Linked DNA regions of Homo sapiens: region 1 is linked to region 2. Evidence: read pairs that join two places in POLR2A ChIA-PET (ENCODE). Cell type or tissue: B cell. All regions are shown on one strand. Links, peaks and the distances in the headings refer to the core of each region. The heading gives the core; the rest is flanking DNA. Region 1 overlaps C5orf52 (chromosome 5 open reading frame 52). Region 2 overlaps ADAM19 (ADAM metallopeptidase domain 19).

Region 1 (15,986 bases), core at 5,124-13,123, 130 kb after region 2:
CAGGATAGTCGATTTCTCGTAGCCCCGGGCACCAGCACCTTCCCAGTCTAGCTCTTCGGATTCCCCGGAGCCCGAACTCCCTCGCCCCGGAATCGCGGGAGAACCTGGAATCCCCATCTCCACTGACATTTTCTCAGAATGACATCTCCACTGACATTTTCTCAGAATCGGTCCTGGCCCGTCAGTCCCCCAGGCATGACAACATGTGGCCGCAGTGCCCTAGGGGGATGAGCCCTGACTCTTAGAACCTGGCGAGGCCCAGGTCCTCCCAAGTTCGAATCCGTCTCATACGCCCCTTCTCAGCCTCTCTTTTCCCCGGTGGTCCTGGAAAAAACCCCAGTTCCCTCTGCCTGGCCCGGATCCTCACAAACCCCAATTACCCGCGCTCCTTTCCATTCCACAAACCCCCCTCACTGCATCCTTCAGGCCCCTGTCCATGGAGAACTTGAGGTGGAAAGCAATTTGGTTCAAAATGACCTTTATTACTTGAAAGGGAATATTTCCAGTCGTTGCCACCCTCTTCCCCTTCTAGTATTGGTAAATTTGGTGCACCCACTGAGTGGGTGAAGAGTTTTATGTGTCCTTAAATGTTTTAGGGATTTTTTTTAAACAACAACAACAAAAAAAAACCAGGATTTGGGGGACTTTTGTGTTTGAGCATCTTGATCTCTAAACCAGCCTTTTCCATCACCTCATACCTAGGCTGTGCATAGGTCAGAAAAATGTAAATGGGAGACTGGGAAATTGGATTGTTCATATTAGTTTGTAAATCTAAAAACATACACGACACTCCGGGTTCCAAATTGGCTGAAAATGAATTGCAATTCTCCTGCCTCAGCCTCCTGAGTAGCTGGGATTACAGGCGTGCACCACCATGCTCGGCTAATTTTTGTATTATTAGTAGAGGCGGGGTTTCACCATGTTGGCCAGTCTGGTCTGGAACTCCTGACCTCAGGTGATCTGCCTGCCTCTGCCTCCCAAAGTGCTGGGATTACAGGTGTGAGCCACTGCACCCGGCATCAGTTAGAAAAAAATTCTAGTCCTTCAAAATGTTTCACCCTTCCACAGTTGTCTTTTTTGTCCTAATTATAAAAGTAGCATACACTTATGGATAAATAAGGCCAGGTGCAGTGGCTCATGCCTGTAATCCCACCACTTTGGGAGGCTGAGGAGGGTGGATCGCCTGAGCTCAGGAGTTCGAGACCAGTCAGGTCAACATGGCGAAACCCTGTCTCTACCAAAAATGCAAAAAATTAGCCGGGCATGGTGGCTGGCCTGTGGTCCCAGTTACTCGGGAGCCTGAGGTGGGAGGATTGCTTGAGCCTGGGAGGCTGAGGTTGCATTGAGCGGAGATTGCGCCACTGCACTCCAACATGGGCGACAGAGTGAGATCCCATCTCAAAGAAATAAAAATAAAATAAAATAAGAAAAATAAGACTAGCAGCATGATTGGCTAGGGACAATCACCGTTAACATTTTGGTGCATTTTGTTCAGGCTTCATTCATATATAATATATATATGACAACATACTTATACTTAAAAAACAATACATCACAAAAAGTTCAGTTTCTAGTAACCTGCTTTCTTCTCCCATCTAATACACCACCCGTGTCTATGTTTCATACACAATTACATGTATTTTATTTTATGACATACCAAAATTTATTCAATATTGTACATTTTGTTTCCACATTTTAGAAAGAAAATATGAACAATTTTTTTTTTTTTGAGACGGAGTCTCACTCTGTCGCCCAGGCTGGAGTACAATGGTAAAGTAGTTCACTGCAACCTCCGCCTCCTGGGTTCATGTGATTCTCCTGCCCCAGCCTCCCGAGTAGCTGGGATTACAGGCGCTCACCACCACGCCCAGCTAATTTTTGTATTTTTAGCAGAGATGGGGTTTCACCATCTTTGCCAGGCTGTTCTGGAACTCCTGACTTCCAAGTGATTCGCCTGCTTCAGCCTCCCAAAGTGCTGGGACTACAGGCGTGAGCCAACTTGCCCGGTCCTGAACAATTATTTTTAAATGGACAAAACCATTTAAAGATATATGTTCATAAGACTACTTCGTGGTGTAACCAAATTATCAAAAAGTGAAAACTCAGTGCCTGTAAGTGTATCCACTTTTCACCATTTTCTCATTTTGACCAAATTGTTGTATTTTCACCTGGAGTACTTGGCTCCATTCTACCCCACCCCACCCCATCTTTCACCTCTCACCTTTCAGAGTCTCCTAAAACCCCTAGCCACCCCATACCTCCTTCACTTTTCTAAACTCCCCAAACTTTCTTCCAGAATTTCCCTGTTAACCAGCCTAACACCTGTCCAAGCTTTTCATTTGCATTTCTCCCTGCTCTGATTTATACTCCCCCAACCCCCCACCTCCCAGATCCCCTTGAAGCATATGCTCTAGAGCAAGTGCCCCCCAAGCTAAACACCTCCCAGATTCATCCTTCTGAATCCTACCCTACAACTTTACTCCTCTCCTCTAAGACTCCTCTCACCATTTCATCCTTAAGAAGGATCATCAAGATGACTGCTTTTGGCTGGGTGGGCGTGGTGGCACTTGCCTGTAATCCCAGCACTTTGGGAGGCTGAGGTGGGTGTATCTCTTGAGGTCAGGAGTTTGAACCCAGCCTGTCCAACATGGTGAAACCCCGTCTCTACTAAAAGTACAAAAATTAGCCAGGCATGGTGGCGAGTGCCTGTAGTGCCAGCTACTCAGGAGGCCGAGGCAGGAGAATTGCTTGAACTGGAGGTGGAGTTTGCAGTAAGCCAAGATTGCACCACCACACTCCAGCCTGGGAGACAGAGTGAAACTCCGCCTCAAAAAAACAAAAAACACAAAAAGGGTGACTGCTTCTGAGGATGGTTCTGAGTTCCTGATAACCCTTCTCTTAAGGACTGCACTAGGCCATTTTACATCCTCAGAATGGCTTTTCTTCTGGGTAACCATGAAATACCCCTTTAGCATACCTTTTCCACAACAAGAAACTGTGGTTACTCCCCTGTTCTTTTGAAAATTATGACAGAGCTGCACTTGTCCCAAGAAACCCGGGGAAGCCTCAGCCACTCCCTCAGGACCCCATCAAATGTGCTCTGGCCCAGGCCCCAACCGTCTGTAACCTGTGCCACCTTTCCCTCCCTGCTCCAGCTTAATGAATTCCAGTGAAGCAGCGATGAAAAAAACTTTACCCAAGAGCCATTTATCTCGGGTGATTATTCATGATAACCGCATCACACAACGAATCTATGAGATGGAGGTAAAGTAGCCACAAGCTTTTGCATTAGAGGGTGTTAGTGGCTTGACCCATATTCATTTCATTCTCCCTATATGCTGGGATATCATAGAGGTGATAGGGAGTCATCAAGGTGCTCTAAGGCAGGCCCCATTTTACAGAGGAGGCAATTGATACTCGGGGTTACTGACTTGCGCAAGGTGTCGCACCTGTTCCTGGGCTAAGGGAGCCAGAGAGAAAGACTCCATGTCTCTTGGGTCTTTTTTTCTGAAAGCACATTATCTCTCTATTTAGGGAATCCATGAATGGATTCTTATTTTCTCCCATACAAAGTCTTGGGTCCTAGGCCACACGCAGTGGCTCATACCTCTAATCCCAGCACTTTGGGAGGCTGAGGCAGGAGGATCACTTGAGGTCAGGAATTCGAGACCAGCCTGGCCAATATGGTGAAATCCTGTCTCTACTAAAAATACAAAAATTAGCCAGGTGTGGTGGCAGCCAGGTGTGTGGCAACAGAGCAAGACTCCATCTCAAAAAACAAACAAACAAAAAAACAGAAAACCAAAGTCTTGGGTCCTAGAGTTTGAATGGGCCTCAACACCATCTTGTCAATTTTTTCCTTTGGGGATTATCCCCATTTTCCAGATGAGAGCTGAGGCTCTTCTCCCACTTTTTGCTATGGACAGGTAGAGTTTCACCTGCTTACTCGAAATCCTGAGTGCTGTCACCCCACTGTTCCCATAGACCCTGATTGATGGATTCATTAAACCTGTCCTTAGGGCCTGCTTGGGACAGGTACTGTGTTGGGCGCTAGGAAGAGACAAGTGAACAAGATGGACTCCAGAAACACACTCATTCTTTCAAGCAGAGCAGGGTGCCCAGGGTTGAGCTGCTGCCACCTTCTTTTCTTTTTTGAGACAGAATTTCATTCCTGTTGTCCAGGCTGGAGTGCAGTGGCGCTATCTCAACTCACTGCAACCTCTACCTCCCGGGTTAAGCAATTCTCCTGCCTCACCCTCCCAAGTAGCTGGAATTACAGGCATGCACCACTACGCCCGTCTAATTTTTGTTTTATTAGTAGAGACGGGGTTTCACCATGTTGGCCAGGCTGGTCTCAAACTCCTGACCTCAGGTGATCCACCCACCTCAGACTCCCAAAGTGCTGGGATTACAGGAGTGAGCCACCACGCACAGCTGCTGCCTGCTTCTTGACTCTTTTGAGCTTCCTTCCATGTTCCAGGGTCAAGTCTGGATGGGCCCACAAAATTCTAACATTAAAAACAATTGGAGATCCTTAAGAGATGGTGCCAGATCCTCTTGAAGGTCACAAACACCAAAAGAAGAGTAGGGACCCGGGCATTTCTCTTTCTGCTACACTTCCATGGGTGTGGTGTAGTGGAAATAGATGGGCAAGCCAGCTTTGTGTGACCCTGTGTGAATTACACTTCCTCCAGACTCTGCTTTCTCATTTGTAAAATAGGATCTATTAAGATCCTCTCAGTTGCAGGTAACATAAACTGAACTTGAACTAGTTCGAGCAAGATAGAGAAGTTGGGTTTACATAATCAAGGATGGATAGGGCAGAGTCGCCAATGTTTTTGGGGAAAGTAGCCAGGGGCTGTACTACCACCAGGTATGTCTTCCATTCTCTCTCATCATCTTTGTATCCCCTTTTTTTAATTTCCTTTTTTTTTCTTTTTTTTTTTTTTTGAGACAGGGTCTCACTCTTTTGCTCAGGCTGGAGGGCAGTGGCATGATCACAGCTTGCTGTAGCCTCAACCTCCTGAGTTCAAGCAATCCTCCCACCTCAGCCTCCCAGGTTGCTAGGATTACAGGCACGTGCCATCATGCGCAGCTAATGTTTTGCACTTTTAATAGAAACGGGGTTTCACCATATTGCCCAGGCTGGCCTCAAACTCCTGGGCTCAAGTGATCTGCCCATCTCTGCTTCCCAAAGTGCTGGCATTATAGGCATGTTCCACCATGCCCAGCCCTTTGTGGCTTTCTGTATTTAGTAGGTAGAGGCCAGGGACACTGCTGAATATCCCGCAGTGTATGGGACAGCCCTCCACCACACACTGCCTAGCTCAAAATGTCAGTAGTGTCAAGGTTGAGAAACCCTGATTGGTAAGAGTCATGCTCAAGGTAAAATCACTAGTTGAGAGAGGCCAAAAAGCCTACTGTCATGGGGTGTACTAGAAAATGGTGGTAAGCCAGGGTGGTGGCTCACGCACTTTGGAAGGCCGAGGCGGGCGGATCACCTGAGGTTGGGAGTTCGAGACCAGCCTGACCAACACGGAGAAACCCCTCTCTACTAAAAATAGAAAACTAGCCAGGTGTGGTGGCACATGCCTGTAATCCCAGCTACTTGGGAGGCTGAGGCAGGAGAATTGCTTGAACCCTGGAGGCCGAGGTTGCGATGAGCCAATATCGCATAATTGCACTCCAGTCTGGGCAACAAGAGTGAAACTCCCTCTCAAAAAAAAAAAAAAAGAAAAGAAAAGAAAAGAAAATGGTGGTAATAAGGTTGGGCACAGTGGCTCACACCTGTAAGCCCAGCACTTTGGGAGGCTGAGGCAGGTGCCTCACTTGAGGTCGGGAGTTTGAGACCAGCCTGGCCAACATGGTGAAACCCTGTCTCTACTAAAAATACAAAAATTAACCTGGTGTGGTGGCTCAAGCCTGTAATCTCAGATACTTGGAAGGCTGAGGCACAAGAATCGCTTGAACCCAAGATGTGGAGGTTGCAGTTAACCAAGATTGTGCCACTGCACTCTCCCTAGCCTGGGCAATAGAGTGAGACCCTGTCTCAAAAAAAAAAGAAAAAAAGAAAATGGTGGTAATAGCAGCGACTTGGTAATGGGGCTGGATCAGAATAATCTCAGGTGCATGACAAAAGTGGAGATTGCTGGCCCCCATCCAAACCCTATTAAGCAAGAATCCTTGGGGCCTACGTTTCTATCAAGCAACTGAAATGCTTCTGATGCTCAGCCAGGTTTGGAGAACACGGACTTGAACTATGACATTTAGTGCCCACCCTCCCTCTTTAATTCCTCATGTCAAGTAATCATGTCAATATTGACTGGCCTTTATGAAGAAGTCCTTTGCTTAACCTTGTGCTAGGTCTTCAGATAATGTTAGTGCTTATCAGAATCCCCTGGAGGGCTTGTTAAAAAACGTACATTCCCAGGATCACCACCCACCACATTGTTTCTACATGCCCCAAACCCTCCCATCCTTCAAAACCTAGCCTCAGTTTATATGCTAACTTCTCTGGGTAGCTTTTCTTTTCTTTTCTGAGACAGAGTCTCGCTCTGTCACCCAGGCTGAAGTGCAGTGGCATAATCTCGGCTCAATGCAACCTCTGCCTCCTGGGTTCAAGCGATTCTTGTGCCTTAGCCTCCTGAGTAGCTGGGATTACAGGCACATGCCACCACACCCAGCTAGGTTTTTTTTGTATTTTGAGTAGAGATGGGGTTTCCCCATGTTGGCCAGGCTGATCTCAAACTCCTGGCCTCAAGTGAGCCACCTGCCTTGGCCCCCCAAAGTGCTGGGATTACAGATGTGAGCCACAGCGCCCAGCCAAGTGAAATTTGTCGTGATATCTCCCTTCCTTGAACTCTGTGCTTCTTTTGGAAGTGGATCACTTTCTCTCTTAGAAATATTTGGGCATGTGGGCCGGGCACGGTGGTTCATGCCTGTAATCTCAGCACTTTGGGAGGCCGAAGCGGGTGGATCACGAGGTCAGGAGATCGAGACCATCCTGGCTAACATGGTGAAACCCCGTCTCTACTAAAAATACAAAAAATTAGCCAGGTGTGGTGGCGGGCGCATGTAGTCCCAGCTACTCGGGAGGCTGAGGCAGGAGAATGGTGTGAACCCAGGAGGCAGAGCTTGCAGTGAGCTGAGATCGCGCCACTGCACTCCAGCCTGGGTGACAGTGCGAGACTCCATCTCAAAAAAGAAAAAAAAAAAGAAATATTTGGGCATGTGTCTTACATCCTGACTACATTGGAGTTACTGTGAAGACCTGTGGCAGTTTTTCTTAGTATCCTCTCCTGTAGCTAGCTCATTGGAGTAAATGCATAAGACATAGGATGTTGGCTTCCCACACCTTACCGCCTTTTGGGGGACAGGACAGAAGTTATACAATAGAAGAAATAAGTAGAATTCAGTGTGAGACAGAGTCTCACTCTGTTGTCCAGGCTATAGTGCTGTGGTGCGGTCTCGGCTTACTGCAGCCTCCACCTCCTGGGTTCAAGCAACTCTTCTGCCTCAGCCTCCCGAGTAGCTGGGATTACAGGTGCCTACCACCATGCTTGGCTAATCTTTGTATTTTCAGCGGAGACAGGGTTTCACCTTGTTGGCCAGGCTGCTCTCAAACTCCTGACTTCAAGTGATCCACCCTCCTTGGCCTCCCAGAGTGTTGGGATTACAGGTGTGAGCCACTGCGCCAGTCCTTGGAGTTATCTAGCTTAATGCATGCTTTTTACAAATAGAGAAATAGGCTCTCTGTGAGTCAAAGTATATGGAATGTACATAGGGTCCAGCTGACACTTTTCCCACTCCCCCATCAGTAGCACAGATGTCTGCCCTGCTGCGAAGTAATCCTAATCTCACCTCTTTAGGATCTTGATCCTAACCTCACCTCTGTTTTTTGTAAGGTGAGCGCTTTAGAGAAGACCAAGAAAAAGATCAGCCACTACTATGAACACCTGAAAAAAAAGTTCATGACAGAGCAGCTCAGAAAGCTCGGGCGATGGAGAGAGGAATCCGTGAACAGCAACCGGTACTTAACCTTCGGGATACCACCACCAGTTTAAACTCCAGTCTCCCAAGAAAGGCCAACCACCCTAGTTCTGGCAAAGGGATCTGCCCCAGGGTCACGATGACACCAGTGTGACCCGAGGAGAACTAGTAACTACAACCTACACAACTGTAGAACAATAAACAGAAACCAGCAGACAGCGGAGCATAATAAATCCTCAGCAATCCTCATATTCCTTGCCCATGCATCCCCTCTATTTGGTGAAGGAGGTCCTGATAGTCTCGTAGATGCTCAACTCAAAAAGGTGGGATCAAGCTAGCTTCCATGCTTAAGGCAAAGATTGACCTCTCGGTGCCCACATGTCTGAGGTGACATGCCGGGCCAAGTGTGCTGGGACAATGGTACCTTAGATGGAAGGCCTCAGTAATGCCACTGCCTGGCATTCCAGTGGTAAGGAGGTCAGGGGGAGGCATCAGAAGGACCTGGCTTAAGTGCTATTTCTACCACCAGTCAGTCTTGTGACCTTGTCACCTCCTTGGACCTCCATTTCCTTATCTGAAAGAATGTGGTAGTAGTAAGGGAACCTACCTCCAAGGTCTAGCATGAGGATGTAAAGTGCTGAGCCCAGGGCTCATCATTTCCAGTGGTTCTCACCATGATGGCTCCAGTAGCCTTCCAGTGGTCCCCACTCCCTGTTCTGCCTGCTCTCCAGACTACACCTGGATAGTCCCCACACTGTAGCTTTATTTGCGAAGATCCTTCATCTGGAATGTCCCTTTAGCTCTCTCTTCATCCTTCAAGGCTTATCTGTATGTCATTTCCTACATGGCATTTTTTTCTTTTTCTTTTTCTTTTTTTTTTTTTTTTGAGATGGAGTCTCACTCTATCGCCTAGGCTGGAGTGCAGTGGCGCAATCTCGGCTCACTGCAACCTCCGCCTTCCAGGTTCGAGTGATTTTCGTGCCTCAGCTTCCTGAGTAGCTAGGATTAAAGGCATGCGCCTCCACACCTGGCTAACTTTTGTATTTTTAGTAGAGAAGGGTTTTCGCCATGTTGGCCAGGCTGATCTCGAACTCCTGACCTCAGGTGATCCTCCCTTCTTGACCTTCCAAAGTGCTGGTATTACAGGCATGAGCCACCGTGCATGGCCACCAAAGTCATTTAATTCCTGGAGACCCCTAGCAGGAACACTTTCCAGCCCAGCGCTTTGTTAAGTCAGAAGTGTTACTCTGCCTATTAAAATTCTGGGCCTGGTCCAACTGCTGACTTTGAAAGTCTGCAGACCTATGAGGGCCGAGGGGACAGAGCCAGGGGCAGGCCTTGGACTGGGACCTCCTGCCTCCCTCAGTAACCTCTCTCTGGGTTTCAGCTCTCCCACTTGCTCTTCAGGAATGGTGGGGCTGGTGGGTGATTTCTGCACTTCCTTCCATTTCTCAGATCCTGAGATGTGGCACAGAGCTTTGCATACATAATGCTTCACGAATGTCTGCTGAGTGGAAGGAAACAAATCCTGCTCTGAGCAAAGCAAGAAAGTCCAGGCTTATCAAAATGATCACTCAGGGAGAGTTTAACTTGACTAATCACTTTACAAAGTGATTCCCAGTGGTATTCCTTATCCAGTCTGCTCATCCAGGAGCATTTTCAAAGCTTCTGTCACCAAGCCACTGTCATTCAAGTTGCGTCTTCCAGCTAATGGAAGTACCCCCATACAGGAGCTTTGTGCGATAGTCTTAAGTTTGGCCAGGCGCAGTGGTTCATGCCTGTAATCCAAGCACTTTGGGAGGTCCAGGTGGGAGGATCACTTGAGGCCAGGAGTTTGGGACCAACCTGGGCAACGTAGTGAGACCCTGTCTCTACAAAAAATAAAAAATAAAATGAAAAATCAGCCTGGTGTGGTGGCGCATGCCTGTACTCCCAGCTACTCGGGAAGCTGAAGTGGGAAGATTACTTGAGCCCAGAAGGTCAAAGCTGCAGTGAGCCAAGATCACACCACTGCACTTCAACCTGGGTTAGAGAGCGGAAACCCTATCTCAAAAAACAAACAAACAAAAACTCCCTATAGTTAAAAAACATTCACCTTCCACATCATCCAACACATGTTTATTTATTAATAGCTCCTTATACATACCAGGCACTCTTGTAGGTGCTGGAAATCATTAGTGAACAAAACAGACTCAAATCCTCTGCTTTCATGAAGGCACGATCCTCAGCTCACTGCAACCTCCGCCTCCTGGGTTCAAGCGATTCTCCTGCCTCAGCCTCCCAATAGCTGGGATTACAGGTACCCATCATCATGCCCAGCTTTTTTTTTTTTTTTTTTTTTTTTTTTGTATTTGTGTAGAGACAGGGTTTTACCATGTTGGCCAGGCTGGTCTTGAACTCCTGACCTCAGGTGACCTGCCCGCCTCAGCCTCCCAAAGTACTGGGATTACAGGTGTGAACAACTGCACCCAGCCAAAGCTTATATTTGAATAGTCTCGGGGTGGTGGAGAGGGGAGTAGGAAGAACAGGAATCAGATGAAACAGGAATCAGCTGCTGGAGTCTGGTGCCTCTGGCTGAAGGCAGGATGCCTCCTTTGGGCTTTATGGGGAGAATCTGGTTTGCACAGTATTTTCTCTGTACGATCCTTTGACATCTGGAAATGCTGTTCCCAAGCCTGGAAGGCTGTGTGTGTCCCTCCCTGCTTCAGTGAGGTTTCTTTTATCTGATGTGCACGATCTTTGCAGTCAAATGGCTCTGATTTGGAATCTCGGCTCTGCCTTGCAGAAAGAAGAACGTCATTTTGCCCCTTGGAGCTTCACCTTCCTCATCTGGAAACTGGGAATAATTGTAGTACCTATCTTATAGGCTTGTTCTGAGAACCCAGTTAGCTTGACAAGAACCTAGCCCAAGGCCTAGCATCTTGTAGGTGAATCGGAAGGGGGTTCTGTTGGGAATTGTAATTGTTGCGTTGTACCTGGAGTTGACACATACACTTCAAGAGGCAGCCTGGTGCTGGGGAGTGAGCCTTGGAATAAGAATCTAGAGGTGGGAGTTCAGCTTGTGTGATTCCTCAGTTTCCTCTGAGACCCTGAGCAACATACATTCCCTTTCTGAGCACTGATCTGCTCTCTTCCCTCATGTTCAGTTAATCCCCTAGGAGGAGGAAATTGGGTTGAGATAGATCCATATCCTCCAGGGGGCCTTGGAGCATCCCAAGCCAGCATGTGCCTGTTGGGAACCTGGTCAGGAGCAATGGTTGGTCACTGGGGTTCCAACCAAGCCTTCCACAGTTACTTCTGGGGGGCTGAGTGCACTCGTTCCACAAGAATGAAATGGTCACCAGGAAGAATTCTTCCTTAACTTTGTCACATTAGAGGGCTGGGAGGGCCTGATTCCCTGGAATCTGCCTTTTCAACCTGATTTCCCATACTTCTTCCCATGGGCCAGATCCCATGAATTCTCTCACTTCTCCAAACAGGCCCCTTGATTTTCCACCTTGGAACTCACTTTCTTCCTCCCTTCCTCCCTCCCTCCCTTCCTTCCTTTCTTCCTTTTGTTCTTCCTTTCTTCCATTTTTCTTCCCTCCTTTCTTTCCCCCCACCCCTCCCTCCTCCTCTCCCCTCCTCACTTCCCCCCACCCTTCCCTCCCCTCCCCTCCTCTTCCTCTCATTGCCCAGGCTGGAGTACAGTGGCATGATCATAGCTCACCACAGTCTTGAAGTCTTGGCCTCAAGTGATCCTCCCACCTCAGCCTCTTAACTAGGACTATAGGCATGTGCTACCATGCCCCACTAATTTTTTTCACTTCTTGTAGAGACAGGGGTCTCACTGTGTTGCCCAGGCTGGTCTTGAACTCCTGGCCTCAAGTGATCCTCCTGCCTGGGCCTCCCAAAGTGCTGGGAATACAGGTGTGAGCCACTATGCCTGGCCCACCTCAGAACTTTTGATTCTACTGTTCACCCTGAAAGGAATATAGATTTCCCCTCATTTCTACCTGAGGAAATTCAGCTCAGACCTTTCAGGGCCTGCCCTGACATGAGCTCTGCCTTCCAAGACTAGACTCTGTCCATCTCCCATCAGACTAGGAGTTTCCACCAGGCAGGGGTTGGACACATCAGGAAAACAGAGGCTTGGATGGATAACCCTTTCTTTGCAAATTGCATTATGCAGAACCAGCCATATTCTCTGGAGCTCTCAGGTAATTTCCATGGTGGTCCCCCCAACCCCTCATTGCTTTAGAGATTCTGCATACTTCACTAAGGAATCATTGACTCCTCTGAAAGATTTTCAGATAAAACTTGTCACTATCACTCTAAGCTGAGGTCACTAATTAATAGTCCTGGGACCAATAGCAGGGCATTGGTTTGATCAAACACTATGCTTCTCATGGTATTGAATTAAAGTACTTTGGGTGTGGTATGGAAGCTGCAGTTAGCTGCAGCTCCCACCACTGCCATCTCCCTAAACCCAAGTGCACTTAATCTCCCTGGCCCCTGAAGGTATGTGAGTTTGTGATCACTCCAAAGTGTTAGAACAGCAGTTCCTTTAAAATAACTAACAAGTTTAAAAACTTTAAAATTGTAATACAAGCACTATATATAAAATTCCATTTAAAGGGTATTCAATAAAGGAAAATTCCCCTCCTCCTCTCCAGGGCCACAGCAATAACCATTTCTGTGTGTCCTTCCAGAAATGTTCTAAGAGTATAGGCCCTTAAGATGCCCTTTATGGGCTTCATAAATTACGTGCAAAACTTTATTTTTATGTATTTATTTATTTGAGATAGAGTTTGGCTCTTGTCACTCAAAAAAAAAAAAAAATTAGCCAAGTTTGGTGGCACATGCTTGTAGTCCCGGCTACTTGGGAGGCTAAGGTGGCAGCCGTGACTGCACCACTGCACTCCAGTCTAGGTAACAGAGTGAGGTCCTATCTTTAAAAAAAAAAAAAAACAAGAAAAAAAATAGAAACAGAAAAAAAGAAGCCACCAGCCTGGCATTGCCCAGCTCAGTCAATAAAACATCCTTTTTTTTTTTTTTTTTTTTTTTTCAGGAAAAGTCATTACAAATGTTTGGCCAAGGGCAGGTCTAGCATGTCTCCCAGAAATGGGCCTGCCTTAGTATCCCTTATATACCCAGGAACTAGCTAGAAAAAGCTTGAAGGAAATCTGGTCTCAGTATAAACATGATGATGGATTTCACAGTGCAACAGTTGGGAGCCCGTAGTCAATTTTGCTTTCTGTAATTAGAGGTCTGTGGGGTGCATTCCTATGCACAGATGGCATTGTGATTCCCATTTTACAGAGTAGGCAGAATTTCAGAAAAATTCCAGGGTCTGCCTAAAGTCAAAGCCAAGTGGTGGAGCCGGGCGTGGTGGCTCATGCCTGTAATCCCAGCACTTTGGGAGGCCGAGGCGAGTGGATCACTTGAGGTCGGGAGTTCGAGACCAGCCTGACCAACATGGAGAAACCCCATCTCTATTAAAAAATGTAAAATTAGCCAGGAATGGTGGCGCATGCCTCTAATCCCAGCTACTCGGGAGGCTGAGGCAGGAGAATCACTTGAACCTGGGAGGCAGAGGTTGCAGTGAGCTGTGATCGCGACATTGCACTCCAGCCTGGGCAACAAGAGTGAAACTCCATCTAAAAAAAAAAAAAAAAGGCCAAGTGGTGGATGAGTCAGGATGAGAATCCACACCTCTCAATATTCATCCCAAGCTCCTTCCTAGGTGCTACTGGGCCACAATTCAGAGGTGGAGGGTAATGGATTCCTAGGACTTTTTTTTTTTCCTATTTTTATTTATTTATTGAGGCACCACTGCACTGTGTCTTTGGCAACAGAGTGAGAACCTGTTGCCAAGGATGCAGTGCAGTGGTGCCATCATAGCTTACTGCAGCTTCAACCTCCTTGGGCTCAAGTGATCTTCCCACCTCAGTCTCCCAAGTAGCTGGGACTACAGGTGTGCACCACCACTCTAGGCTATTTTTTTTTTTTTTAACTTTTTGTAGAGAAGGAGTCTCCCTATGTTGCCCAGGTGAAGGGGGCCAGCCCCTCCACACCTGTAGGTATTTCTCATGAGGTGGAACGAGAGACTGAGAAAAGAAATAAGACACAGAGACAAAGTACAGAGAAAGAGCAGTGGCCTAGGGGTCCGGCGCTCAGCAAACGGAGGACCCACGCCGGCACTGGTCTCTGAGTTTCCTCAGTATTTATTGATTACTATTTTCACTATCTTGGCAAGGGGAATGCGGCAGGAGGACAGGGTGATAGTGGGGAGAAGGTCAGCAGGAAAACATATGAGCAAAGGAATCTGTGTCACAAATAAGTTCAAGGGAAGGTACTATGCCTGGATGTGCACCTAGGCCAGATTTATGCTTCTCTCCACCCAAATATCTCAGTGTAGCAAAGAGTAACAGAGCAGAATTGCTGCCAGCATATCTCGCCTCCAGCCACAGGGCGGTTTTCTCCTATCTGAGAATAGAACGAATGTACGATTGGGTTTTACACCGAGACATTCCGTTCCCAGGGACATGCAGGAGACACAGGCCTTCCTCTTATACTAATCCTCCTCAGCACAGACTCTATGGGTGTTGGGCTGGGGGACGGTCAGGTCTTTCCCTTCCCATGAGGCCATATCTCAGGCTGTCTTAGCGGGGGAAAATCTTGGACAATACCCAGGCTTTCTGGGGCAGAGGTCCCTGCAGCTTTCCGCAGTGCATTGTGCCCCTGGTTAATCGAGAATAGAGAATGGTGATGACTTTTACCAAGCAACCTGCCTGTAAACATATTGTTAACAAGGCACATCCTGCACAGTCCTAGATCCCTTAAACCTTGATCCCATACAGCATATGTTTCTATGAGCACAGGGTTGGGGCTAAAGTTACAGATTAACAGCATCTCAAGGCAAAACAATGTTCTTAGTACAGATCAAAATGGAGTTTCTTACGTCTTCCCTTTCTACATAGACACAGTAACAGTCTGATCTCTCTTTCTTTTCCCTACACCCAGGCTGGTCTCAAATTCCTAGGCTCAAGTGATCCTCCCACCTCAGCCACCCAAAGTGCTGGGATTACAGAAATGAGCCACTGCGCTTGGCCTCTAAGGGCATTTGGATTTAACATTCCACGATAGGAAAGCAGGGCTGCATGCTTCAAGGTCAAGAGTTACCTGCCCCTGGGATTTGTAACGAGATCACCATTTCAACAGAGTTCATTCTGAGAAATCCTCAGGGCCAACATGTCCCTGTTTATCTGACAGTGTATTATAAACTTCACAGAAACTTCTCAAACCAAATTTAATTGACTTTGGAAAGAAAGTGATTCCTCACTTTTGGAGTGGAAAAGTTAAAGGTTCATGAAATCAAACAGAGGCCTAGAATCCCTGTTCCAAGCCAGGCTATTAGGCGATGGGGCCATTTCACTCTCCCCTACTATAGGACTGCATTCAAACCTCAACATGACCTTCTTCCTGGGTTGTCTGAGTAAAAGGCTGCTCTACTCTGAGTCCAAAAGAACAGAGTGAACTGTTTAGGAAAAGGATGTGGACCTCTCAAAAGCCCTCAACCTTAACTTCTCCCACTTAGGATATGAAATCCTGGTCACACCATGTCCAATTCTGAATATTTAAAAAGAGATTTAGGCCAGGCGCGGTGGCTCAAGCCTGTAATCCCAGCACTTTGAGAGGCTGAGGTTGGCGGATCACGAGGTCAGGAGATTGAGACCATCCTGGCTAACACGGTGAAACCCCGTCTCTACTAAAAATACAAAAAATGAGCTGGGCATGGTGGCGGGCGCCTGTAGTCCCAGCTACTCGGGAGGCTGAGGCAGGAGAATAGCGTGAACCCAGGAGGCAGAGCTTGCAGTGAGCAGAGATAGTGCCACTGCACTCCAGCGTGGGGGACAGAGCCAGACTCTGTCTCAAAAAAAAAAAAAAAAAAGATTTAAAAAGGAGCAAGGAGCAATGGCTGGGCCTAGTGGCTCAGGCCTGTAATCCCAGCACAT
Region 2 (15,986 bases), core at 4,369-12,368:
CCCTGAAAGTACACTGCAGCCTGAAAACAGCTCAGACCCGTCTTTCCTAAGGCTCAGAAGCTTCAAACTCAGGACAATTCCTTTAAGTTCTATTTATCGTCAGACAAATTTCAAATGCCTCTCTAGGCTAAACCACCCTCTAGAGAGGAAGGAGCAGTGACACTAAAATGAATTTGCAAAACATCTTCTGGGAGCTCAAACCTTCTTCCTCCTGCTTCAGATAAGCAAACCAGTGAAGATAAAGTGATAACAATTTCCCATTTACCTTGAAAAACACCCTCTGCAGACGAGCTCAGCATAGGCGAGCATCACTCTGCTCATCTCAGTAGCAAGTTTTGCTGACACCTCCTTTCTCTGGGCCTTTCTCTATCTAATTCTTCCAAGAGTCTCCAGGCATTTATACCCTGATGATGCCTTGGGAGGTCCACTTTTCTGGTCTCTCTTATTTCACCTGGAGGGTCTTCATCCTGCCTATGTTAGTAATAATGTTCTCACCATGCGACTTAGCCCAACAACTGCACAACACCTGGAAAGACTGTTCAAAAATACACAATCCCCTCCCTTTTCTAGGGAAGGATTAAGAAATCTGTATTTTTAATAGTTTTTTTTTTTTCAGGTGATTTATGTTTTCGGGTTCTGGGAATTATTCTACTCCATTTGAGCAATTTTAACATTTTTAATTCTTTTTTTTATTTCTAGCCTCCTAATCACCTTCCAAAAGTCTAAAGATGGTGCTAACCCAGCATAGAGGGAAAGTCGGAATGCTTTGGTTTAAGCAGCAGCTGCACTAGGCAACTGCCCTTCCAAAGCCTGGAAATGAAGCAAAAGATGACTATGGTTCCTCTCAATGTCACACAAGCGTACAGCCAGGGCTGGGTGCAATGGCTCACGCCTCTAATCCCAGGACTTTGGGAGGCCGAGGCAGGTGGATCACACGAGGCCAGGAGTTCCAGACCAGCCTGGACAACAGGGCGAAAGCCCGTCTCTACAAAAAAAAATAGCCAGGTGTGGTGGCGCGCACCTGTAATCCCAGCTACTCAGGAGGCTGAGGCAGGAGAATCGCTTGAACTCGGGAGGCGGAAGCTGCAGTAAGCTGACATTGCACCACTGCACTCCAGCCTGAGTGACAGAGCCAGATTCTGTCTCAAAACATTAAATTAAAAAACACTAAGGGAGCACAGCCAAGCCTTAGACTCTCAGAGGCCTGTCTACGGTTCTCTGGACTTTATGGGAAGAGTGTGGCTTTGAAAGATGTACTATTTACAATTAATTAGGACAGCCCTTGTTCCACTCTGTAAAATCAGATGTTAACTTGTAAAAACTTAATAAGATACAACAGAAATGCAAATATTTCCATCTAGTAGAAAAGATAACCCCAAAGGTTATGATTTTACAGCCCCTAGGATATTAACTAGTTTTGTGTCTAATTTAGCAATCTTATCTCAGCATTCCTTTTTTCACTATTAAATACACACACACCGCCACACAAATACGTCTTAGTTTCCCTTATCCAATTTTAAACCAGTTTTATCATCTTGCTGGTTAGCCCATTAATTAGATAAATAAAACTTCGAGAAGTGCTCACTATGTATTTGTATAAAAATTGTTTTCACGTGAGCCACATAAACCCCCTCCATTTTCTAGACTGCAAAATGAACAGACTAATAATCACCATCAGTATCACAGCGATGCTGAGGATCAAATGAGAAAATACATTCAAATCCTAGCTCTTATAAGTCGTGTGAATTCAGACTGGTCAGTAACTTCTCCGTGCCTATGGTTTCTCATCATAAAATGAGGAGAATGACAAAATCTACTTCACAGTGCCCCTGTAAGATGTTAGAATAGTGCCTGGCATATAGGAAGATCATATGAACAAATGTGAAAGAATTATTTGTAAAGTAGAAAGTATTTGTGCTTTACAAATATTGCTATCATTTTCTCCAGCACTAGCTATATATACACGTGGCAAAATCTTGATCATTGTTAAATCTAGGTAATGGGCATCTGAGGTTTATAATACTAGTCTCTCTCCTTCTGGGTTTGTAAATTTTGACAATATTTTTTAACTGGCTAGGTGATACGGTGCAAGTCACAAACTACTCAGCCTCAGTTTCCCTTTCTATCAAGCAGAAATGGCAATGCCCAGGACAGACAGGTACTGGAAAGTGTCTCTGAAAAGCAGAGTGCTATTCTAATGTCATGGCCTGCACTAGTCTAGATTTGGGACAAAATAAATTCAGTGAGTATTGTTTTGTTTTCTAAGATGCTGAAAGAAAAGCAGGGAAGAGACAGCCAGAGCTGCTTCAGAACCAAGATTTCTACATCAGTACTCATTCCACCTCTGACTCCAAAGGAATGGAAACAAACCAACGTGCCAAAGGCATGGCCCTAAAGCCAAATAAGGGACTGATGAGTCCAGGGGGCTGCAAGCAGACACATTCCTTTATGAGGGAACAGAAAGGCGAAGGAAGGGGGAACTTTGGAGGTTGCTCCTAGAGTAAAAAATTGGGACCTCCTCCTATCCCAGGGACTCCCTTGAATAAGCACCATCGTTGCCAGAGGACCAGCTTTGGAAGCAACACTCCGAAGGCAAAAATGGCGCCATCCAGAAGCCTGGCAAAAGGCCAATGCTACTCAGTATGTTTTCTTTAACTTCCTATTAAGGAAGTTTCCAAACAATGCGTTAAGTCAACACTCCCTTTCACCAACCACTTCCCACGACATCTTCTCCCAGTCCGCACAAGACCTGGCACCCTTCCGACCAGTTTCTGGTCCTGTGTTTTGCTTTTACATTATATACCAAAGGATGTTTGGATGAGCACCACTGACTCCTTTGGCCAGCAGGGTCTTTACTTAATCCTCTTCAGGCCTCCCTCGTGGCTGCCTCTGTGAAGATGGGTAACCTCTCTGCACAAATAGAGCTGACTTCTTGAGATCAGACAACTTAACTGGCAGGGACCTGCGGGGCCCTCAAAATGGCTCACCCAAGAAGAGTTCACAAATTTGTTTTCCAGTGTCCCGAATAGCCCATTATGTGTATTTGTTGGAATTAGATAAGAACAGTTCGGGGAAATGAGGTGCTACCTTTAGAATTTCTGAGAAAAATCTAAAAGCGAAAATGGTGAGTAGGAACAACTTCTCTAGCAACCAGTTTTTGGTAAATAACCACAGTGTTGATCAGATTAGCCGATACCACAGAAAACCTGAAGGGAAAGACGAATGTAAGAGGGTATGAGGAAACTGCCATATCATAAAGAAAAACGGTGTGGATAAGACACAGGGGAAATGAAGAGAAGGACCCTCTGAGATCACTGGAGCTGTGAGAATATGCTTAGAAAAAAGGGAATAAGCGGACCACTCCCTGAAACTAACAAACAAACATAAAACAGGTAGGTGAGGACCACAAACCAGCCTGCTAAATGTAGGTGCTTAGCCCTTTTTAAGCTCTGATTAAATATCCCAGTAACTTTCATAAACTTGCCCAATGTTTCTTAGCATACTAAGACACAGACCGCACCCAAAGCATAAGTCAAGGATGTCAGAACTTGGAAAGCCCTCATAGATCATAGTGGATACCTATTGTCAGAGCCTGCCCAGCATCCATGCCACCTTCTTGAGATAAACAGTGGCCCAACTTGCATTTAAAGAAATACTCCCCTCTCGTTGCATTGCTGACTAGGGCACCTGGAGTTGGTCAAGATCCCTGCCCTTGCCTGGCCAAATGAATGCTTCATGATATGCCTGGACAGTCAGATCTCATCTCAGAATTTCAAGATGATAGTACATGAAGGGACCGTCTATTCATTCTAGGATCTCAACCTTTCCAAACCTTAGTTTTTCAACTTTTCCCTCATTCTATGCGTTGCCCCATATCCTTTCCAAAAAGATTGTTTAGGAGAAGCGAGGGTTAGTGTGTAAGTTACAGAGTCTACCGCAATGAAACATTATTTATATACCACCCTCTCTGCCCAACCCTGACCTCCACTTTTACAGATGAAGAATCTGAAAAAAAGCAAAAGCAACTTGCCCAGCATCACACAGTTTTTGTTTCTAAACCCATCATTTCAATAAACTAGAGTAAGCTAAATGTCAGTGGTAGACAAGCCAAGAGTTGGGCCATCCAGACACACCCAGTAGGCAGAGAGAAAGGCTCTTCATGCAATCTCATGAATAACTGCATATTAAGCAGTGTAATGTGGTACAAACTGCAGGCCACCTGGCATCAGGAGGCCAGAGTTTCTCACAGCTTGATTTCGTCACTATTTGCTGGGGGTCCTTGATCAAGACGCAGCACCTTTCTGAGCATCAGGCCTTGCAGGCCCTGCACCTGCAAGTCCACTTGCACCCTCCACAAACATGTATGGAGGTCCGTGATGTGCAGGCACTATGCTAGGGGATGGGGCTTCAGCAGCCAGTGAGGCAGGCCTAGGTTTCCTGCCCCTCTCCTGGCTTGGCACCTGCAGCTCCCAAGTGCTTGGCAAATGCTGACACCATGCAGAGGGCAGGTGTCACTGTCTGGTCCCCAGAAGGCACTGTTTCACAGCTCATCTTCCTTCCTGGAACAGCTGCAAACCAGTGTGGTAACCAATTTCTAGTTTCTCCTAAAAAGCTGTCTACACAGTTATGGAGAAGGGATGTATATGTGCACGCACACGTGTGTGCATGCATGTGTGCGTGTTGAGAGCAGAGAGCAAGGCCAGTCTAGGGATCAGGAATTAAGGATACTCACTCAACATGGCTGCCCTCCTTCTCCAAACCCATATTCCTATCACCATATCCCTGAGAGGCCAGTTTGACCTTTGCATTCTTACCCAAGCCCCAAATCTAGCATCAGTGAGTCAAGAGATAAAGAGCTTCTAGAATACAAAGAGCCTGACATTCCTTCCAACACTTAGATCACTCTTTTCCCCAGCACTCCAGTCTCCCTCCAAAGGAGTCCCTTTCCATGACTTGCCCTTCCCTTCTCCAGAAGGGGGGCCTTGGAAAAAGAAACCATGCTTGATATAATGCAGCCATTATAGCTCCTTGGCCCTTCTGGCCCTCTCCCCGGGGAGACTGATGCAAGAGGAGAAAACGTGGAGACTGCCAGTTTTCTGCAAGGAGGAAAGGGGGGAAGTGAGACACATGGGAGCCATGGAAGAGGCTGGAAAAGAGCCACAAGTACAGAAGTCATAAAGACCCCATTTCTCCTTCAACCGGCTGAGGAAAGTCCGGCCCAGCTCCACCTACTCAATGATATCATTGTTTTCAACAAAAGCCGGTTTCAGAATCCCTAGAGAGGTCCCCAATGAAGCCTCAGCTGCTGGAATGGGCAGAGGTCTCACCAGTTCCTAAGAGACCAAGTGCTTAGAATTTTAGATAAGGAGGAGAAAACAGAGAAAACCAGGGGAGGCACAGATTTTGCTTCTGCTGGGCCTGTCAGCGTTATGGAAAGAGTACAGGACACTGCTTTTCACACAGGTTTTATTATTGCATCCCCATGATGATCCTGCCAAGGTGGTGACTAGGAATTATTACCTAGTCTAATTAGTCCATTGAGTCTAATTACCTATCTAATGAGAAACCTAAAGATCCAAGGAAAGAGGTGGCTTGTCCAAGGTCCCACCACAAGCTAAGGAAAACTCCAGGGACAGACACCACCATTGCTGTGGTTTGAATGTATCCCCGCAAAAGCCTGTGTTGGAAACTTAATCCCCAATGCAACAGTGTTGGAAGGTAGGCCTCATGAGGAGTGATTAGGCCATGAGGGCTCCACCATAATGAGTGGATTAATGCTGTTATAAAAGGGCTTGAGGCTGCAAGTTTGCTCTCTTGCTCTTTTTTTCATGTGCTATCTTGCCCTTCTCCCTTTCACCATGGGGTAGCATAGCAAGAAGGCCCTCATGAGACGCTGATACCTTGATGTTGGACTTGCCAGCCAGCAGAACTGTGAGAAACAGATTTCTTTTCTTTATAAGTGACCCAGTCTCTAGGATTCTGTTTTGCCAATGCAAAATGAATTAAGACAACTATCCTGCTACTTATTCAAGCTAGAAACTTTGGACTGTCCCTTGAAACCACCCTCTCCCTCAGCCCACATGCAACCCATTTCCCAGTTTCCATGATTCCACCCTATAAATATCTCTGGAATCTATCCTCTTCTCTTTATATCAGCTACCTCTTCCCTAAATTAGTCCTTCTCAAATGCGTTTTGGATGCTGTCACTATGTGACTTTTAAAATATTCTTCATCCGCTTCCCATTGCCCTAGAGATAAAAGCCCAAACTCTTTAAGGTGCCTACAAGGCCCTTTAAGGACTCACCTCTGCCTGCCTCACCAATTTCTTCTCTCATCATTTCCTTCCTCCTGCTCTCTGTTCTAACTATAGAGAACTTTTCATTTTCAATGTCATTCTTGCCTTTGGGCCTTTGATCCTGTGATCTGTGCTGCCTGGCACATACTCCCTATTGTATGAGCCAACTCTGCCACACTCTCCACCACCATCACACTCCCCCTTTTCTTTACTTCCTCCTATCAGACTTCCCGTGCCCCCAATCCAGAGGAAGTTCCCCTTCCCCATGTTCCTACAGTACCCTCTACTTCCTCCCTCCTAGCAGGTCCCACATTGTTCTGTAACTGTTTAATTATCTGTCCCCTCTACTACGTTCTAAGCCCCATGATGGCAGAGACTATTCTGATCACCATTGATTCTCCCGGGAATAACCAGGACCTATCCCAGTGCCTGCCACATAGTTGGCACTCACAATATTTGTTTAATGAAGGAAGAGAAGAAAGGAATAACATAAATTAGGAATTCTCAATGAGTAGTCCAGAACTCAAGCCCAGTACACTGGGAAGAGACTTGCCAGAAAAGCCAGGGATTCTCTGACTCAATACCTGCCCCAGTTGAGTTTGTGCAAGACCTAGCAACTTGCCCCATAGTACCCAGAAGACTATTCACTTAGTTTATTCAAGGGGTCAGCCAAAGGTCTGTGTATGTCACTGAGTTCTAAATAAAGAAAAAGCAAATCTTAATTGCTCAAAATCAAAAACATCTCCTGGGTGAAATGTAAATGTAGTTTCATTTTCAGGACAGAATCTGTCCAGGGGCCACATTGTCAGCCTCCTCTCATTTTTCTCCAGGATAGTCATGCTCCATTGCCCAACCACAAAGGGTAAAGAGTAGGAAACACCCTCCAATTTCCAGAGAGCCTAGATGAAGAGTTTAATCACATCCTCGGAGCTGGGAGAAAAGAGAAGGCCGAAAGAGCCTCTCCCAAATCCAAATGTATATCCATAAATCCGTCTGCATCCCGCCCACCAGCCTTGCATCTCAGGAGGCTTCCCCATCTACAGAAGTTGTGAAGAAGCCATCAATGCCTTGTGCTCAGCCCCTTCCAATCCATGGGCTCCATCCACCAAGTACACCTCCATCCTCTTGGCTCAGCCCAAATTGTTCTTCAGTGGGGAGGGGTGGGAGGAAAGCTACTTCTCTTCCAAGGTGTAGAAATACAGCCTAGCTTTTAAGTGCACTTCAAGTATGTTTCCTAGAAGTAGCTCACCTACTTCCCTGACCACATGGGTCTGCCTGAGGCAAGAGAATGCAACTCAAAGTCAAAAATGGGAGAATTAAAATATTGAGCTCTATGCCACTCAAATCCTCTGGTAGCCCACCAGTGGAAGAAAAAGCAACCCGTTCCCCAACCTCAACATATCACTCTTCTGAATTCAAATATTTGGCTAGTTAGGGATACTAAATTCCTAAAAGATTAGTAGCACTACAGTTTTAGGTTCCCTTTGATCCAGACCAAACATTTACACATTGTTTTCTCAGTCTGAATTCCTTTCTCATTCTCCATTCATCTCATCTCCCTCCCTCATCAAAAGCCTCCCATCATTCTGCAAGACAATATTTCAAGTAACCCTCATTAGGGAAGGCTCCCCTCTTCCCCAGTCACAAATTCCCGTTCCTCTTGCCTTCGCAGTTCTTTACTTTCAATTCTACCATGTAAATTTGTAATCTGTTTTGGATTATGCTGTTTGCATGCTGTTTTCTCTCCCACAGAGTCTAAACTGCCAGAAGGTAAGAATATCCTGTTTTCATGCCTAGTCTCTACAGCACCTAGCACAGGATTCTACATAGAGGTGCTCAATCAGTATCCCCTGAAATCAAACTTGTAGAATGGAGAAAAATTAGCTCGAGCTTAAAAGGCAGATCTATCAACTAATGAATGGGTTAACAAAATGTGGTATATCTATATAATGTAATACCATATAGCAATAAGAATACTGATACATACTACAACACGAATAAACCTCAAAAACTTTACCCGAAGTGAAAGTAGCCAGTCAAAAAGACCACATATTGTATAATCCCATTTACATGAAACATCCAGAATAAGTAAATCTGGAGACATCAGATTGCCAGCTTCATAGGACTGACGTGGGGTGGGGGAGAATGAAGAATGACTGTGCTCCTTTTCTAGGACTACCGTAACAAAGTATCACAAACCAAGTGGCTTAAAAATCGGAAGTTTATGTCACACAGTTCTTGAGGCTAAAAGTCCAAGATCAAGCTATCATCCTCTCTCTGCAGGTGCAAGGAAAGGGCTTATCCCAGGCTCTCTCCTGGCTTCTGAGTTCCTTCGCCTGTGGTGGCATAACTCTAATCTTCACATGGCATTCTCCCAGAGTGTGTGTCTGTTTCCAAACCTCCCCCTTCTAAAAGGACACCACTCATGCTGGATTAGAGACCTGCCATACTCCAGTATGATCTCATCTTAACTAAATACATCCACAACTCAATTTCCAAATAAGGTCACTTTGAGGTACTGGGGATAAGGACTTCAACATATGAGTTTGGGGGGACACCATTCAACTCATAACACTGCTGATGTTTTTTCCTTTTGGAGTGGTGAAAATGTTCTAAAATCAGATTATGGCGATGGCTGCATGACTTTGTAAATATACTAAAACAGATGAAATTGTATACTTTAAATGAGTGAACTATATGGTATGTGAGTTGTATCTCAGTAAAGCTGTTTGGAAAAAAAAAAAAAAAGACAAGAGAGCTTGGGTTTAAAGAGTCTGCCCAAGCTCAATAATCAACTCAATGGTGTGTTTGGGAAAACAGGATCTCTCAACAAGGGCAGTGAGATATAAACTTGCAGAGGAGCCAAGGGCAACTTGCCTTTATATATCCACGTTACATGTAAATTCGCTTTGACTCAGTTGGGTATACAGTGATTCATACCATCATTCTCTCTACTCTGCACGTTTGATAATTTTTCACTATAAGAAGCTGTAAGAGTTAATCATGCATACACATAGACTATAATATCACACAGCCACGAAAATGATATGATAGTCTCTTCAATAAATGGTGGGAAAACCATATGCAGAAGAATAAAACTAGGCCCCTATCTCTCATTGTATACAAAAATCAAATCAAAACGGATTAAAGACTTAAATCTAAGACCTCAGGCCAGGCACAGTGGTTCATGCCTGTAATCCCAGCACTTTGGGAAGCCGAGGCAGGCGAATCACCTGAGGTCAGGAGTTGCAGACCAGCCTGGCCAACATGGTGAAATCCTGTCTCTACTAAAAAGAAAATAATTAGCTGGCGTGGTGGTGCACGCCTGTAATCTCAGCTACTCGGGAGGCTGAAACAGGAGAATCAATTGAACCAAGAAGGCAGTGGCTGCAATGAGCTGAGATTGCGCCATTGCACTCCAGCCTAAGCAACAGAGCATGATTCTGTCCCCCCAACCCCAAAAAAAAAAAAAAAAAAAGACCAAAAAAACTAAGACCTCAAACCATTTAACTGCAACAAGAAAACATTGGGGAAAATCTCCAGGACATTGGTCTGGGCAAAATTTCTTGAGCAATACCCCACAAGCACAGGCAACCAAAGAAAAAATGGACAAATGGGATCACAACAAGTTAAAAAGCTTCTGAACAGCAAAGGATACAATCAACAAAGTGAAGAGACAACCCAAACAATGGGAGAAAATATTTGTAAACTACCCATCTGACAAGGGCTTAATAACAAGACTATATAAGGAGCTCAAACAACTCTATAAGAAAAAAAAAAACTAATAATCCAATCAAAAGTTGGGCAAAAGCTTTGAATAGACATTTCTCAAAAGAAGGCATAAAAATGGCAAACAAGCATATGAAAAGGTGCTCAACATCACTGATCTTCAGAGAAATGCAAATCAATACCACAACAAGCTGGGTGCCTTGACTCATGCCTGTAATCCCAGCACTTTGGGATGGATCACTTGAGACCAGGAGTTTGAGACTAGCCTGGTCAACATGGCAAAACTTCATCTCTACTAAAAATACAAAATGCAAAAAAATTAACCAGGTGTGGTGGCGTGCACCTGTAGTCCCAGATACTCAAGAGACTGAGGCTCAAGAATCGCTTGAACCCAGAAGGCGGAGGTTGCAGTGAGCCAAGATCGCACCACTGCACTCCAGCCTGGGGGACAGATCAAGACTCTGTCTCAAAAAACAAAACAAAGCAAAACAAAAAAAACCGCAATGAGATATCATCTCACCCAGTTGAAAGATAGGCAATAATAAATGCTGGTGAGGATGTGGGGAAAAGGGAACCCTTGTGTACGTTGCTGGTGGGAACATAAATTAGTACAACCACTATGTCATGCTACCATATGATCCAGCAATCCCACTGCTGAGTATAGACCCAAAAGAAAGGAAATCAGTGGGCCAGGCACGGTGGCTCATGCCTGTAATCCTAGCACTTTGGGAGGCTGAGGTGGGTGGATTGCCTGAGCTTAGGAGTTCAAGCCCAGCCTGGGCAACAGGAGTTTGAGACCAGCCAGGGCAACAAGGTGAAACCCCGTCTCTACTAAAAATACAAAAAGTTAGCCGGGCATGGTGGTGTGTGCCTGTAGTCCCAGCTACTCGGGAGGCTGAGACAGGAGAATTGCTTGAACCTGGGAGGTGGAGGTTGCAGTGAGCCGAGATTGTGCCATTGCATTCCAGCCTGGGTGACAGAGCGGGACTCTACTCAAAAAAAAAAAAAAAAAAAAAAAAGGAAATCAGTATACTGAAGACATACCTGTGCTCCTGTGTTTGTTGCAGCAGAGTTTACAATAGCCAAGATTTGGAAGCAACCTAAGTCTCTATCTGGGATGAATGGATAAAGAAAATGTGGTACATATACACAATGGAGTACTATTCTGCCATAAAAAAGAATGAGCTCCAGTCATTTGCAACAACATGGATGGAACTGGAGATCATTATGTTAAGTGAAATAAACCAGGTACAGACAGAAAGATCAACATCCCATGTTCTCACTTATTTGTAGGATCTAAAAATCAAAATAATTGAACTCCTGGGCAGAAAGAGTAGAAGGATGGTTACCAGAGGCTGGGAAGGGTGTAGTGGGGAGATGCAGATAGTTAATGGGTACAAAAAAGAATAGAAAAAATGAATAAGACCTATTATTTGATAGCACAACAAGGTGACTACAGTCTATAATAATTTAACTATACATTTTAAAATAAAGAGTATAATTGGACTGTTTGCAATGCAACGGATAAATGCCTGATGGAATGGATACCCTTTTCTTCATGATGTGCTTATTTCACATTGCATGTTTGTATCAAAATATCTCTTGTACCCCGTAAATATATACACTTACTATGTATGTACTCACAAAAATTAAAAATTAAAAAAGGAAAAGATAAAATTACTGAGATTTGTTTCATGGGCTAAAAAGTAAGTAAAAATAGAACTTCTAATTAATTTTTTTAAATATGATAAAGGTACATGGAGACATATTTATAATATGCTCATAATGTGAAATGGTACATTCAACCTTTGGGGAGGTATCTGTTGTTGTATAAATGCAAAATGGTACATTCAGCCTTTGGGGAGGTATTTGTGGAGTGAGAGGTACAACTTGTCAAAATTTAAAAGCGTTTTAATTGTGTACTCCATAGGATCCTGTAACTCTACATCTAGGTATCAGTGCTACAGAAATACTTGCAAATGTGCTTAAAGATTATGTACAATCCTATTGCTAGGATTATTTGTAATAACAAGAAATCAGAAACCTAACTGTCAGTTAATAAGGAAATTAATAAATTTTGATTCATCCATTCAGTGGAATCCTATGTCACCATTAAAAAGAATGAAACAGGTCTATAAATGTGCTCATGTGGAAAGACACTGAAGACAAAAAATAAAAAAGCCAATTATAAAATAGTATATAAAGTACGATACCATGCATTTAAAAACTCTATAACTTGTTTAATTTTTCTCTGAAGTTTTATTATGAAAAATGTCAAACATTCCAAAAAGTTCCATGTAAAATCTTTTAAATGTTTTTAAATGCCCATGCTATATTTCCAAGTGAAAAAAAATAGGTTACAAAACCAAGAATACACTATGACCTCATTTGTATATAAATATACATAGGGATTTTTAAAATCTACATAAAATATTAAGTTCATGGTAAATGCTCACTCCCTCAATGCCAGCTATTGTTGTTATCTGAAGGTAAGCAGCCTGATGATAAAGGGGTCCCCAAACCCAAGCATCCTGACTTCTTCCAAGTCCACAGCTTCCCTTAGTTCGGATAAGGGTCCATCTAAGGCCAACAGGGCAGTTGACAGCTTCCTCCCATTCATTTTACCCCGTGCTCCTGCTGAAGAGCAGCCAGGAGAAATAAGCTTGAGACAAAAGAAAACCGTGGACATCCTTCCTGGCTGCACAGGCAGCCCTGGCTGCGGATCCCTGGAAGGAGAGCCGGAACCAGTGAACAAATCCCAACCTCATATTGGACAGTTCAGGGCCTCATCTGATTCTGCAGGCACAGAAAAGAGGTACAGTTTGGCCCACTGGAGAACACTGCAAAGCAGTGTTTTCGAGATACAATTAGGTCAAACTGGGCATCGCTGGAGAGCAGAAGTAATTTCCTCCCAGGGGCAATGGGTTTTAAGGTCAACTCTTCTTAATTACATTTGGAAACCAACTCAGGGGAATTCCCTCTGACTTCATTCTTAAATGCTTTTCTGACCCTGCAAAACACAAATAACAGTGTCTATTTATTGTGCTCTCATAGTGCACCAGGCACCCTGTAAATCCTTTAAGAGCATTACGTTATTGAATTCCACACACATCCTATGAGGTTATTATCCCCATCACGTAGATGAGAAAACTGAGACTCTCAAAGGTTGAGCGACTTGCCAAAGCTTACACCTCCAGGTAGTGCAAGGAGCCAAGCTTGGGATGCACACCTGCCTGGATTACACTATCACATTACACTGACATGCAAATTCTAACCAGGGCCTGGGAAAGGTAGGAGGAAAGGGAAGGGGGAGAGTAGAACAATGAAGAAGAAATGCCAGTGCTAACCAAAAAAGAGCCCAAAGCATAATGAGCCAGGACTATGCATCTGAGAGGCAATATACTGCCCCAGTTAAAAGCCTGGACTTGGGAGTCAAACAGATCTAGTTTCACATCCTGGCCCTGCTCTTCCCACCCACATGACTTTTAGCAAGTCACACTGCTCCACACCTCAGGGTCCCCATCTGCCAAATAGGGCTAATATAGGAATCTACTCTTCATTGGTTGGTTGTGACAAGTGAAGTAGATGACCCATATAAATACCACAGTACGATGCCTGTTATACAGGCATCTCCTACTTTTTAGCTATCACCATTTGTTAATATGTGACAATCATTCCTAGTTATCCTCAGCCAGAAGTTCCCTAAGGGCAGACAGAGCATCAGAGAACATGACCCGGAACTTGGGTAATGTAGATAAGCAATAACCACACAGATTATTGCTCAATATGTTTTTTTCTCTTGTCATTTTCATGCTTGAAGAAAGCTGCAAGGGCCACATGTCACAGCTTGCATCCCCAAAACACCTGAAAACATTTGTTCTGGACGTTGCATTAGTACAAATTAGCATGTATTGAAAACCTGCTTGCTATGTGCCAGACGTTGTACTAAGTGCATTGTCATACATTATCTCCTAACCTCACAAACCCTGTGTGTGTGTTTCCTGGGGCTAGTGTGTAATAAATTGTCACAAAATTGGTGGCTTCAAACAACAGAAAGTTGTTTTCACACAGCTTGAGAGGTCAGAAGAATGAAATCGGTATTATTGGGCCAAAATCAAGGGGTCAGCAGGGCTGCGTGCCCTCTGGGAGAATCTGTTCCTTGCCTCTTCCAGCTTCTCCTTGGCTCATGGCTGCACCACTCTAATCTCTGCCTCTGTGATCACATCACTGTCTCCTGTTCTGTCTATAGTCAAATCTCCTTCTGCCTCCCTCTTATAAATATATTTGCCATTGTATTTAGGGCCCATCCAGGTAATCCAAGATAATCTTCTCATCTCAAGATCTTTGATTTTGTTGTTGTTGTTGTTGCTGTTGTTTGAGACGGAGTCTCGCTCTGTCGCTGAGGCTGGAGTGCAGTGGTGTGACCTCAGCTCACTGCAACCTCTGCCTCCCAGGCTCAAGTGACTCTTCTTTACTGCAACCTGTTTTATCAGCAAGGTTTTTATAACCTGTTTTTTTTTCTTTTTCTTTTTTTTTTTTTTTTTTTTTTTTTTTGAGATGGGGTCTCACTCTATTGCCCAGGCTGGAGTGCAGTGGCACAATCTCGGCTCACTGCAACCTCTGCCTCCCGGGTTCAAGCAATTCTTCTGCCTCAACCTCCCGAGTAGCTGGGACTACAGGGGCGCACCACCATGCCCAGCTAATTTTTGTATTTTTAGTAGAGACCAGGTTTCACCATGTTAGTCAGGCTGGTCTCGAACTCCTGACCTCAGGTGATTCACCTGCCTTGGCCTCCCAAAGTGCTGGGATTACAGGCGTGAGCCACCATGCCCGGCCTCAAGATCTTTAACTTAATCACATCTGCAAAGATTCTGCCACATGTTCCAGGGATTCGAATGTGGTTATCATTGGAGGGGAGAGGGTGCATTTTTCAGCCTTCCACACCCTGCAATGAAGGTATCAATGTCTCTATTTTCTATGCAAGTGCTATAATGTAGTAAGAGGCAGGCAGGCCAGAGTTTGACTCCTGGCTATGCCCAATACTGGGTAAATTATTTAAACTCCTCATGCTTGAGTTTCATTATAAAATGCAGACAACAATATCTCATTCAAAGGGTTGCCATGAGGATTCAATAAGACATTGTGTGAAGTGCCTTTTCCGAAGTATCCATTCTCAGCAAATGCTCACAAAGCAGTGAGTATTATTACTATTATTTGAGACAGCATCTGGCTCTGTCAACCAGGCTAGAGTGCGGTGGTATGATCTCAGCTCATTGCAACCTTCACCTCCTGGGCTCAAAAGATCCTCCCACTAAAGCTTCCTGAGTAGCTGGGACTACAGGCATGTGCCACCATGCCTGGCTAATTTTTGTGGGGGTTTTTTGTTTGTTTGGTTGGTTGGTTTTGGTAGAGACAGGGTTTTGCCACATTGCCCAGGCTGGTCTCGAACTCCTGGGCTCGCGTGATCCACCCGGCTCAGCCTCCCAAAGTGCTAGGATTACAGGCATGCGCCACTGCACCTGGCCAAGTAGTATTACTATGAATACAGATGAAGAAGTAAAACTTAGAAGGCAAGTGACTTACCAAAGACCACCCAACCGGAAGTGTCAGTATCTGGAATTGAATCAGGGTCTCTGGGACCAAAGTCCAAATCTGTTCTACTCTATGGATTAGGATGTTTAAGGCTTGTGTGCACAAGGCTTTCAGAATCAACACATCTAGGCTATTTCAATTTTGGATGCTCTCTGATACCTTAGACAAGCGTATCATGAAGCTGCATCCCTTCAGATCACCAGGCTTATTACTGAGTCTGAGCTTAAGCAATGGACCCTAAGAAAGTGATATCATGTGTCCAATATTTTAGAAATAATGGCATCTTAGTCCATTCTGGCTGCTATAACAAAACAGCATAACCTGGGTAGCAAATAAGCAACAAATTTACTTCTCACGGTTCTAGAGTCTG

Evidence for each region. Peaks named below come from ENCODE experiments on the same cell type or tissue, not always from the same donor. Only the 100,000 strongest peaks of a DNase experiment are listed, where the experiment ranks them.
Region 1: POLR2A ChIA-PET joins it to region 2 with 16 read pairs; 5 of 35 experiments call an interaction of 5 or more read pairs at or near these places.

Annotation. Positions count from the first base shown.
Region 1 is chr5:157,671,937-157,687,922 of GRCh38, forward strand. C5orf52 (chromosome 5 open reading frame 52) reads left to right here. Exons shown (of 3, transcript NM_001145132.2): 2 at 3,156-3,264; 3 at 7,905-8,222. The coding sequence ends at 8,063. Among named protein-coding and RNA genes, the nearest start is that of C5orf52, 8.4 kb to the left of the region's middle. In B cell, for the core only: no CTCF peak of the experiment used is centred there; no DNase peak of the experiment used is centred there.
Region 2 is chr5:157,541,659-157,557,644 of GRCh38, forward strand. All of the region lies in intron 3 of ADAM19 (ADAM metallopeptidase domain 19), which reads right to left. Among named protein-coding and RNA genes, the nearest start is that of ADAM19, 26 kb to the right of the region's middle. RefSeq lists enhancers at 109-218, 15,272-15,331. In B cell, for the core only: no CTCF peak of the experiment used is centred there; no DNase peak of the experiment used is centred there; H3K4me3 peaks cover 620 bases; H3K27ac peaks cover 7,364 bases.